Linked DNA regions of Homo sapiens: region 2 is linked to region 1. A link is an interaction called in ENCODE POLR2A ChIA-PET data of the cell type or tissue named here. Cell type or tissue: MCF 10A. All regions are shown on one strand. Each heading gives the region's core, and the rest is flanking DNA. Links, peaks and the distances in the headings are about the cores only. Region 1 has its middle 43 kb from the start of FABP7. Region 2 overlaps SMPDL3A (sphingomyelin phosphodiesterase acid like 3A).

Evidence for each region. ChIA-PET counts read pairs that join two places held together with the same protein. Peaks named below come from ENCODE experiments on the same cell type or tissue, not always from the same donor. Only the 100,000 strongest peaks of a DNase experiment are listed, where the experiment ranks them.
Region 2: POLR2A ChIA-PET joins it to region 1 with 22 read pairs; 4 of 35 experiments call an interaction of 5 or more read pairs at or near these places.

Annotation. Positions count from the first base shown.
Region 1 is chr6:122,733,793-122,739,179 of GRCh38, reverse strand. No RefSeq gene overlaps it. Among named protein-coding and RNA genes, the nearest start is that of FABP7, 43 kb to the left of the region's middle. In MCF 10A, for the core only: no CTCF peak of the experiment used is centred there; a DNase peak (open chromatin) is centred at 3,309.
Region 2 is chr6:122,798,262-122,803,648 of GRCh38, reverse strand. It overlaps SMPDL3A (sphingomyelin phosphodiesterase acid like 3A), which reads right to left. Exons shown (of 8, transcript NM_006714.5): 4 at 2,243-2,339. Among named protein-coding and RNA genes, the nearest start is that of SMPDL3A, 12 kb to the right of the region's middle. RefSeq lists a silencer at 5,071-5,365. In MCF 10A, for the core only: no CTCF peak of the experiment used is centred there; no DNase peak of the experiment used is centred there.

The sequences.
Region 1 (5,387 bases), core at 303-5,302:
AGTTTAAAAACAAAAAAAACAAAAAAAAACTCTGTTATCCTCGCAGAAAATTAAAAACTTACTATCTAACTTAGCCTTTGTAAATCTTATATACTGGAAGTCTTTTATTCAGAATATATGTCAAAATATTCTACAAGGTGCTATATAATATATATAGAAAAATGATAGATGATATCTATATAAATATTACTTATATGAATATTTATTGTTACCTAACAGGTTTGTTTTGCTGTGCATAATTCATCAAATGGAAAAGATGTTTTCTTAGTTTAAAATATGTTTTATGCCTAATATCTCTGTATTTCTTAGAGATTAAGTAGCCTAACTATCAGTAGCTATAGATGTATTGTAAATATATTAAACAAACTATAAGAATCTTTCAAGAATCTTGTAATCTAAACTGGTGATAACTTCATAGTTCTATAATATCATAACACATAAAAAGTGAACAATATGGTTGAATCATTCAGTTATCTGACTAGTAGAAAATGTCAGTATATTTACAAATCAAGAAGTTTACTGAATTTAAGTATAAACTTGCAGATACTGAGTTTTTAAAAATATAAACTTGAAATTTTGGAGACCTGTGGGCATTACCAAAAGTTGTTTAAAAATTAATATACCTCCAGAGAATATATGTGAAATAAATTTCTTAACTTCCATATATAGAATCTCATTTTCAAACTTTTAAAGTTAGATACAGAATTTACTCTACAATAGTAATAAAACATCTCCTTTGCCAGACATTGATGAGTTTTAATTGTTTAGTGTTTTTTTGTTGTTGCTGTTTTGCTTATACATACACAAATTCTTATAGAATAAGGTATTGAGTCAAAACAGCTTAAACATTGACAGCCGGCTGGGTGGCTCACGCCTGTAATCCCAGCACTTTGGGAGGCCAAAGCGGGCAGATCACGAGGTCAAGAGATTCATACCATCCTGGCCAACATGGTGGAACCCCGTCTGTACTAAAAATACAAAAAATTAGCTGGGGGTGGTGGCGCACACCTGTAGTCCTAGCTACCTGGGAGGCTGAGGCAGGAGAATTGCTTGAACCTGAGAGGCAGAGGTTGCAGTGAGCCGCGATTGCACCACTGCACTCTAGCCTGGCAACAGAGCAAGACTCCGTCTAAAAAAAAAAAAAACAGTTGACAGCCTTGGCTAAGGGAAAATATAAGAACATTTAATTCATTGTGCTTCCCAAACTGTGATTGCTAGGTCCATTTTTCTGTTTTTAAAAACTATTTGAAGCATGTTAAAGACAGCTTAATATTTCATCAATACATTTTCCAGATCCTTATTAAAATATCTGTACCATTTTACATTTCCACTTGCTTGAATGACGATAATTCATTAAAATCAGTCTCTTAATATATGGTAGGCACTGTGTTAAGCACATAACAGTCATCTCATTTAAATCTTCATTCATCACACTATGAGATAGGTGCTATTGCTATTTCCAATTTTTAGTAGGAAAATGGAGACTTGCCCTAGGCCCCACAACCTATAAAAGTTGAACAGCAATGCCAGTCAGTTTTGTCTGTCTCCAGAGTTCATCTTCTTAACCACTGCACTGTTGGTTCATTTTGGCTAATGCAATAGTTTAAAAAACAAAACAGAAACAACTTGTATATTTTTTTAAACACATGTTTTTTTTATTATTTTTTTAAACACATGTTTTTTCTCCTTTGTGAACTTCTTTCTGGAATTTTATTTTAAAATTAGAATACTAATACTTTTCTTATTGTTTTATTTGTATTCACTTATATTATCTATGTAATTATAAATATGTTCCCAAGTTTTATCTTTTCTTAATTTTTATATAAGGAATTTTTAAATAGAAAAATCTATAGACTTTTTTCAGAACAGAATTTTTAAAAATCTCTGGGCCAATTTTTTCATATATTTGAGGAGAGTTAGGGACATACACTCAGCTAATTGCTAATCTCTGAGTATAGCCTGAGAGGCAGTAGGTAAGATATATACTATACTAACATTGTAATATCAAATTTTTATTGGAACTTCTGCAATTATTTGTTTTATGATAATCAGTATTCTTGAATTAAATTTTTTTGCTTATTTGTGAGATTTACTTAGAATTAAGATATGTAGCTGTCTTCCTCACTAAAACATAAGATCTAGAAGAAAGAATATATACATACATAAATTATGTCTAAATGTTGTGAAATATGCAGAGATATGGTACATATTATAACTGACCGTTTTTTCCCCAGTATTTTTTTTAAAACCAGGAAAACACATAAATACAACCAAAATAAAAACCCATCAAGATTTTATTGGCTTTCTCTGCCTCATTCCAGTTTTGGAAACAATCTTGACCTAGATCCAGACAGATGGCCGAGGGTTGAATGTCATGTTTGCTTTGCTGCTGGTCCTGTTATGAACTGAGATTTTATTTTTTTCTATAATAAATGAAAGTGACAAGTCAATACCAATACAAGGATGAGTAAATGTTTGACAAAATGAATTCCAAGGATACAATTCAAACATTTGTCAGGAGCCCGAGATAATTTCTTATTTGTTTTGTTATGCCTTTCCAATTTGTCTCTAAATAAAAATATTTACAATTTAGGATTCACTCTATCTCACAGGATAGGATATGTATGACCTTACAAATTTATAGAAAACTTCTCTATGTTAATGTGAAGAAAAAAATAAGATGAAATAACCATGGTCTATTTCCAACCAACAGCAAACGTTCTCAAACTCTTAACTCCTGCTTTTGTTTAGGAAAAGGATAGTATGAGTCATTATGAAAAACAATCCCTCCCACACCTGTTTTCCCTACCCCTGTCACAATTCTCTAAGTGCACATGTATGCGCATGTGTACACAGACACACACACACACATATGCATGCCTGCCTGCACGCACACGCTGAGAATTCAGCCCAATAAATAGAGGAGGGACAGCTTTATAGAGATGGGCTTATTTAAGACAATGTATATAAATATTTTCTGCAAAATTCACTAAACTATAGGAAAGACAAATTCAAATGGGAGCAGTAAAGCATTTTTTAATGCTTTTTGTTCTTTATAATTATTAGATTAAAAGGAAAACAGTGATAATAAGATCCATAGGGGCTGTACGCTAATGGAGGATAAAGAACTGCTTTGTAACGTGAAACTTTGCCTCCACACTATATGACTTTAAGTGCACCAGGCTCTTTATATGGAAAACTGGTTTTCAACAGATACCAGGCAAACTGTAAAGATGATCTCACATTGCCAAATGGGCCTTCAGCTGCTTTTCTAATTGACTTTTCCACGGTTTGTTGCTTAGTGTTACACATACTAATGTGTCATCCTAGACTAATCAGATTTTCAAGTCTCAACCTGCCTGTGTTTGTAGGTTTCAAACTTACAATTCCTCTGCTATTACCCTCCAAAATTGTTGAAACTGACTACTTCTGTTGTTAGAAGCATGATATAGAAAGCATGGTGCTCATAACTACTATGACTGACACGTAAGTTTCCCAGTTGATACAATAAAGCCAAGAGACCCTAAGTCCAGTGTGTTTCTCAACGATTATTCAGTACAGGGAGAAACACTCCTAGTTGTTTCCTAGGCAACGATTTAGTGAAAAATGTGCAGTTATATTTCATTTCATCCCATTTTCTATTTTTCTAGAACTGGCTATTTTTTCCCCTTATTTTCCAATATCCATTTCTCCTCACATTTCTCTTTATACATTATCTTTGATATTTCTTCTCCTCTAGCCTTTCTCTCCTGTTCTTTCCTGCTATTAATTATCTAACTTTCTTTCCCTTAGGAATGAGATCAAAACAAATACTTGTCTTTAAAGTTGCCCTGTCAACTACCATCTGGTTACTGTTTTGTTTCTTTTTAGAAAATCAACAGTAGACCCTTCGTGAATGAGGAAATTCTATTCACTTTTGCTTCCAGGGCATGATTGTGTCCCAGCTTATTAAGAAGCAGAAGTCTTAGTGCTTTGGAATCTAGTTTACACATCTGTCTGCTTTCCTGGAAGGCTGAAGGAATTTGAAATGCTGTTTTTTAAACAATACCAAAAACAAACAAAGAGAAAGGGCCAGAGAAATTTTCATCTGGGAAGAGATTGCTTTTGTCAGTAGATGGCCAGCAGAGTAAGTCAGATATGCAAGAAACACATCAAGTGTTCTGGGAGGGGAGTATTTGAATGCTAAGCAGTCGTTTGTGTGGATCCAGGCTTCTTACAGCTTCCAGGTCTTGGTTTCTGATGTGGAGATCTTTTTGACAGAGTTGGCTAGTTTTTGTTAGTTGCCACTCGATCCCGTTTATTGGCTAAGAATAAAATAGAAAATAATTTATTTTATATAACTTAAGAAAAATACCAAGGTTTGATAGCACTCATCCCGTTCGTTTACCACACACACACACACACACACACACACACACGCACAGCCTTTTAAGATTCCCTGTTGCCTGCAAGATAAAGGCCAGGTGCTTTAGCCTGACGTTCCTGGATCTCTAGAATCTACTGTGAGCCTCATTTCCAACCCTGTTTTTCTTGTCTCCCACCACTTTCTCTCTGCGCCTCAGTGCCAACCACCCCAGCCTGCTTCTCTCAAAATACCCATGTGCACTTCTGCCGTCTCTCAGCTTCTCCTCATGTGAAGTACTCTCCCTTTTCCTGCCCATCTCTCTGTCCCGTCTTTCTGGACCCAAGTCCATCTTCCCTCTGTCACCACACCTGTAAGTGGTCCTCACTCAGGTCCCCGCTTGGCATGGCTCACGCTCATCATGTGTTTGCACGCACCATGTCCCCCGTCATCGTTGTATATACCTGTACTCAGACAGGCAGCAGAAAGACAGCTACTGGTGGGTTCCTTTCCTCTCCTTTCTCTCTGGCCGTCATTGCCAGAAGAACTCAAATATGGAAACTCCAGAAGCATATAAGAATAGGGACTCTTTGGTGTGAGACGAAACAGGAAGATTATTTCAAGGGGCAAAAATCTTGAGAGAAGGAGAACACCTTATGGTTCCCAGCCAGTCAGATAGGATGACTCATTACCCAGGATAACATGGTATAACACATATGTAACATAGACATGTGGCAGTATGGGGCTGCCTATTTCCATACCTTGGAGAAGCAATGAGGGGGAGTGAGGACAGCTTCAGGAAGGCATTCATCAAAGTAATTGAGTAAATGAACACAGCATTACTTTCTATAGGGATTCTAATCATTTCTTCAATTAATATTGAGAAATGATATAACTCAGTTTTTGAATGTGCAATTGTAGATACTGTATGCATAATACAGCCTGTTTTCTTTCAGCTTGAAAACTAAACACAGAAAACATAGAAAACAAATTAAAAAAGGAAATATTAATTTAGTTGCAAGTTAAAATACATATATTATTACTG
Region 2 (5,387 bases), core at 104-5,103, 65 kb before region 1:
TAAAACACATTTAGGAAAACATACACATACACACAAACATTGTGAAAGCAAATTCCTGAGGTTTACAATCCAGTCAGGAGGTTGGTGCTTATTTCTCATTGTTTAGTTTGCACATAGATAGGCTGTCATTAGATAAGAATCAGATTTAGCAAGCATTTACTGCAAACCTGCTATGGTGCCAGGCCCCGTGCTATCGCTTCCAACATATTGAGATAACAACAGCTGTATCCAATATTCACATGAAAAGATAAATAAGTGTTTCGGCAGTAAGCAATGAGATTGAGTTTTATGAAAGAAAGATTTACACATCAACTTCTACTTTTATGATTAGGGGCTTAAGATGAGAGACATTGTGAAATATAAAATCCAAAAAATGGTAACACATATGGATCTTGCTAGAGACTACTCGGAAAAAAAGGTCAGACAAACCACAGCTGCTACAATCTCAGGGGAGAGGAGGTTTAAAGGCATCATTCCACCCACGCCTCTGAACCACTGGTGGTGGGACACCCAAGGGTCTGTTGCAATGGCACTTTCAGAGCTGGGCACTAAGATCTGGCCCAGCTTTCTTTGCCCTGAGCCTACTCACTATGCACGGCTTTCCCTAGCTTTCAATCATGATGGATCACTGCCCCTTTAATTTTCTCTATTCTTTCTTGTAGTCACAACACCTTATTATTTTTATTATGGTACTAGCAGGTCAGTTGGGTTTGAATTTGTCAGAAGTTATTTTTGAGAAGCTGCTTTCATGTCCAAGTAGTAGAAAATGACAACAGGTCTCACTAGGGCCTCTGGGATGACAAAGTTTGAGGCCCCTCATGCAAGACATCTCTGCCCCAAATCACTTTTGCCTTTAAGACTTTCTCAGGATGGCTTCTATGATTTTTAACTTAATATTATACTCCAGTGTTTAACTGGATCTTTGAGGGCTATCATTGGAATGGATATCATTATGAAACTCATATGGCTTTTTCTTAGGGCCTGCATTCCACTTCTCAGCTTTTTTCTGCCTCCCCTGCTTTATGCTGAGTCTCCTTAGAAGGCAGAGCATTTCTTTAGGGATCTTGATCATTCTTTATGGCTCTCCCTTCAACCTGCATAAGCTCTCCACGTGTCTTGTAGGATGTGAAGTGTAAGACTAGACATAGGCCGGGCACGGTGGCTCATGCCTGTAATCCCAGCACTTTGGGAGGCTGAGGCAGGTGGATCTCCTGAGGTCAGAAGCCCGAGACCAGCCTGACCAACATAGTGAAACCCTATCTCTACTAAAAATACAAAAATTAGCCAGGTGTGGTGGCAGGTGCCTGTAATCCCAGCTACTCAGGAGGCTGCAGCAGGAGAATCGCTTGAAACCAGGAGGCAGAGGTTGCTGTGAGCCAAGACCATGCCATTGCACTCCAGCCTGGGCAACAAGAGTGGAACTCCATCTTAATAAAAAAAAAAAAAAAAAAAAGACTAGATATAGTTCCCTAGATTAATCAGAACCATAGTCTAATTCTAAGCTATCATGTCTCAAATTCATATATACTATGATTTGCTGCATGCTAGCAAAAACAATAACAAAATAGTGGCAAAAGCCAAAGGGTTAACAAAAATACCGAAAGAAGTATTTTAACTGAGAGAAGTCTAGCCATTAACTTAATATTTGTCTCAACATTCTGAAAACACCAAAGTCTTAGTTTAACAGCTGCACACCTCAGTTAAGCTCACAAAATGTCAGGGATTTACATAATGATGTGTCAAGAGCCAGTGGAGCAGAGGGCCTTTAGACATGACCCAGGGAAGGCCTTACTATGCACTAATTATGCATTACTTTCCCAAGCACCTCAAAGTCCATGTTAAAAGCTTAGTTATCCTCACTTTACCAGCTCTTTGTTTTATAAAATTGTGCTGCTTGGTTAGAAGTTAGTGTCCATTCTCTCTTCTCAATCAATTTTCCAATTAGAAACATACACTTTTATTTACATTCAAATCCAAAGTTCAGCTTTTGCTCCATGGGGAACATACCTACCTAATTAAGAGTAGAAGAAGAAAAAAGAATAGAAGAAAAACAGGAAGAGCTCCCTGCAAGATAAACAGGTTCACGACCTGTGTCACAGGCAGCATTACTACTCACTGTCCTCCACAAAAACTGGGGGCTGTGCTCCAGAAGTGGCACACTCAAGCAAACATTAAAAATTTAAGTCTAAATAACATGAATAAAAATTGAGGCAAAATAGGAATAACTAAGTCTTTCACTTACCTTTCCTTAAAGTACTAATAGCTTCTTCATCTAGCCATGGTTTCCAGAGGTTTGCTACTGCATTGTACACTTTACTGGTGACTACAGGCAGTTGATCCTGGCCACAAACAATATAATCCACCATTGAAATTTAAAGATACACAGCTGAATTAATGTAAACACTACTTGAGCACTGACTACTACGTTAGGCATCTAGAGATGCAAGGATGATTATTAGATAGACTTCATCTTCAAGGAATTATAACTTAGTTGGAGACTGGGGGATAAAATGTAACCAATTAACTATAAGACAATGTGCTGGGCACTACCCAGAGGTCCGGGGAGCCTAGAAGCAAGAACAATCAAGTGTAGCCAAGGGCCAGGTGCAGTGGCTCATGCCTATAATCCCAGCACTTTGGGAGGCCAAGGCAGGCGGATCACTTGAGGTCAGAAGTTCAAGAAGTGTCTGGCCAATATGGTGAAACCCCATCTCTACTACAAACACAAAAATTACCCAGGCATGGTGGTGAGCACCCATAATCATAGCTACTTGGGAGGCTGAGGCAGGAAAATCACTGGAATCCGTGAGGCGAAGGTTGCAGTGAGCCAAGATCGCACCACTGCACTTCAGCCTGGGCAACTGAGTGAGGCTCTGGCTCAAAAAACAAAAAAACAAACAAACAAACAAACAAAAAAGGTGTAGCCCAGGGAATTAGAGAGTGAAGAGACTATTTAAGCCAGGCCTTAAATAAGGACTTTATCAACTTAACAAAAGGGCATCAAAGCAAATGCAATGGCCCAGATACAAACATAGGCATAGGCATAGGCACAGGCAAAAGCACAGAGTTCCATAGGTGTGTACCATGTACAGAGAAAAGCTCATGTTTTAGCATGGCTAGGATATGGGAAGGATGTGGGAGTGTGCTCATTAAAGAGATGCCAAAGGCAGGTTTGAGCCTGCACATGCACTGCCCGATGCAGCATGCCGAGGGAACGGGAAAACATCATGTTTTAGAATTTAACAAAGTCTTCTGAACTGTTCAAACTATTATAAGCTTCTTAACTCTTTGAATAAAGATTTACAACCACATGCTTTTGATTTGGAGAAGTCTCTTTAGGGCAGCATAAATTATATCAAAATATTTTGATTTTTTAAATAACACATTTTAAGTACAAAACATTTTTATTATCATAAAGTATCTTCAGGATGACATAAGCTCTAGTGTAGAAGTAAATGGGGAGCCTCGCCTGGAGGAAAACAAACAAACAAAACTTTAAGAAAGTTAAATACTGAAGCAGGGCATGGTGATTCATGCCTGTAATCTCAGCACTTTGAAAGGCTAAGCCAGGAGGACAGCTTGAGCCCCAGAGGGCGAGGCTGCATTTATCTATGATTGTGCCACTGCACTGCACTCCAGCCTGGGCAACAGAAAAAGACCCTGTTTCAAAAAAAAAAAAAAAAAAAAGTAAATACTGAATAAAAACCCATAAATCATTTGTGAATTGGATAATTGTTTTTAATTTTGTTTTAAAAAATTATGTTAAATGACTGAAACCCCTTCTTCACTCTCTTCATTTACTTCTGTACATTGGTAAAATAGACCTATTTCTGAGAGGAGTTTATCAAAAGTTATTTTTCAAGAAGATGCCCAAGTCCTAGTAGTTCTTGATACATGCGTCTAATACATGATGAACATATAGATACATATAGGGCAAGTAATAACCAAATGACTTGTTTTAATTGGACTAAACATGTATTTTCAGTTTGTGTCCAAGATCAGGGTCGCCTGTCTGAGAATTACACAACAGCTTAGGCCAATCTAGATTCTGATTGAAAATTGGTACGCATCGTTATCATCATATAATAAAAAGCCATAAAGTCTTGGCCATTTATTTACTTTGGGATGGATGCCAAGTATGGTGTGGTGATGGAGAAGCTTAGAATTATGTAAAAATCACTTAGACTTTCTTCTCTATTTTAAACATGAGAAACACAAGCACCAGAGAAGTTAGATGGCTTATCCAGGGATAGGTGTCAGTCTCAGGGCTGGTCTAAATCCCATGATTACTCTCACAGTCAATTGTCTATTGCACCATGTTTCCTTCCCAGTCCTTTTTGGCTGTGACATAACCACTGCTGAGAAATGAAGCCTAATGGAAAGTGACCTACCCACAAATTCGGTGGCACCAGTCTTGCCAGTGTAGGAGTAAATGGGGACCCTTCCTTGGGTGGCAACAGGAAGAATTCTCCAGGATGTCCACACTGATACCTACTTCTGATGTCATGGGTGGGGACATGCATCTGTATATGTATATTTATGTAGCTATGCTGCATGAACATAGAATTTCAGTGGAAAAATAGCACTTATGAAATTTATTTGTTTCTAACATTCTCCAGAGTTAGATCTCAGACATCAGCCTCTAAGAAATTTTGTTGTGGAGCTTTCATGTTACATTTGACATTTCCGAAACTGTGAGGTGGAAAGATGGTAGTAGAATAACAGAAAGAACATTTTTAGATATAAGATCATAAGCTAGAAAGAGAAAAAAAATTAACTGTTAAAGGTATGTAGGCTGCCCAATTTACCCTAGCTGTATATATTAATATAATAGGATATGTTATAGAAGTTAGGTAGCATTTCTGTCTTTGAATTGTAAGATCTGACTTGACAAAAAGAGGACAGAGATAAAAATAAAATCAAACAAATCCTCAAAGGAGTTACAAACATGTATCCCCTGTCACCACTTAATGTGACAATCACCACCAGCCCACTTACTGAGGGCTGATGCTGTGCCAGATAGTAAGCTATGCCTTTTTCATATCACCAATGCTCACAAAAGCTTTGCAAGGTAGGTATTTCTAGCTTCTATGTACAAATGAGTGATCTCTGCATCAGCGAGGTTAAGTGAATCACCCGAGTTGGCCAAGCTATTAAAAGCAGGGCTGGGAGGGAGGTGTGGTGGCGGAGAGGGAGGGAGTGGAAAGCAGGGCTGGTTAAAGATTTACATTCTAGTGACTATGAACACCTGTGTTTTCCAATATTCCAGTCTTCCTGCCACCTAAGGCATATAAACACAATGTGTGTGACCTTGGGCTGCTGGAGCTCATTTGTTCCCAAGCCTCTTCACTGTGTGGTCTAACATATCAACAGGAACAAATGCTCGT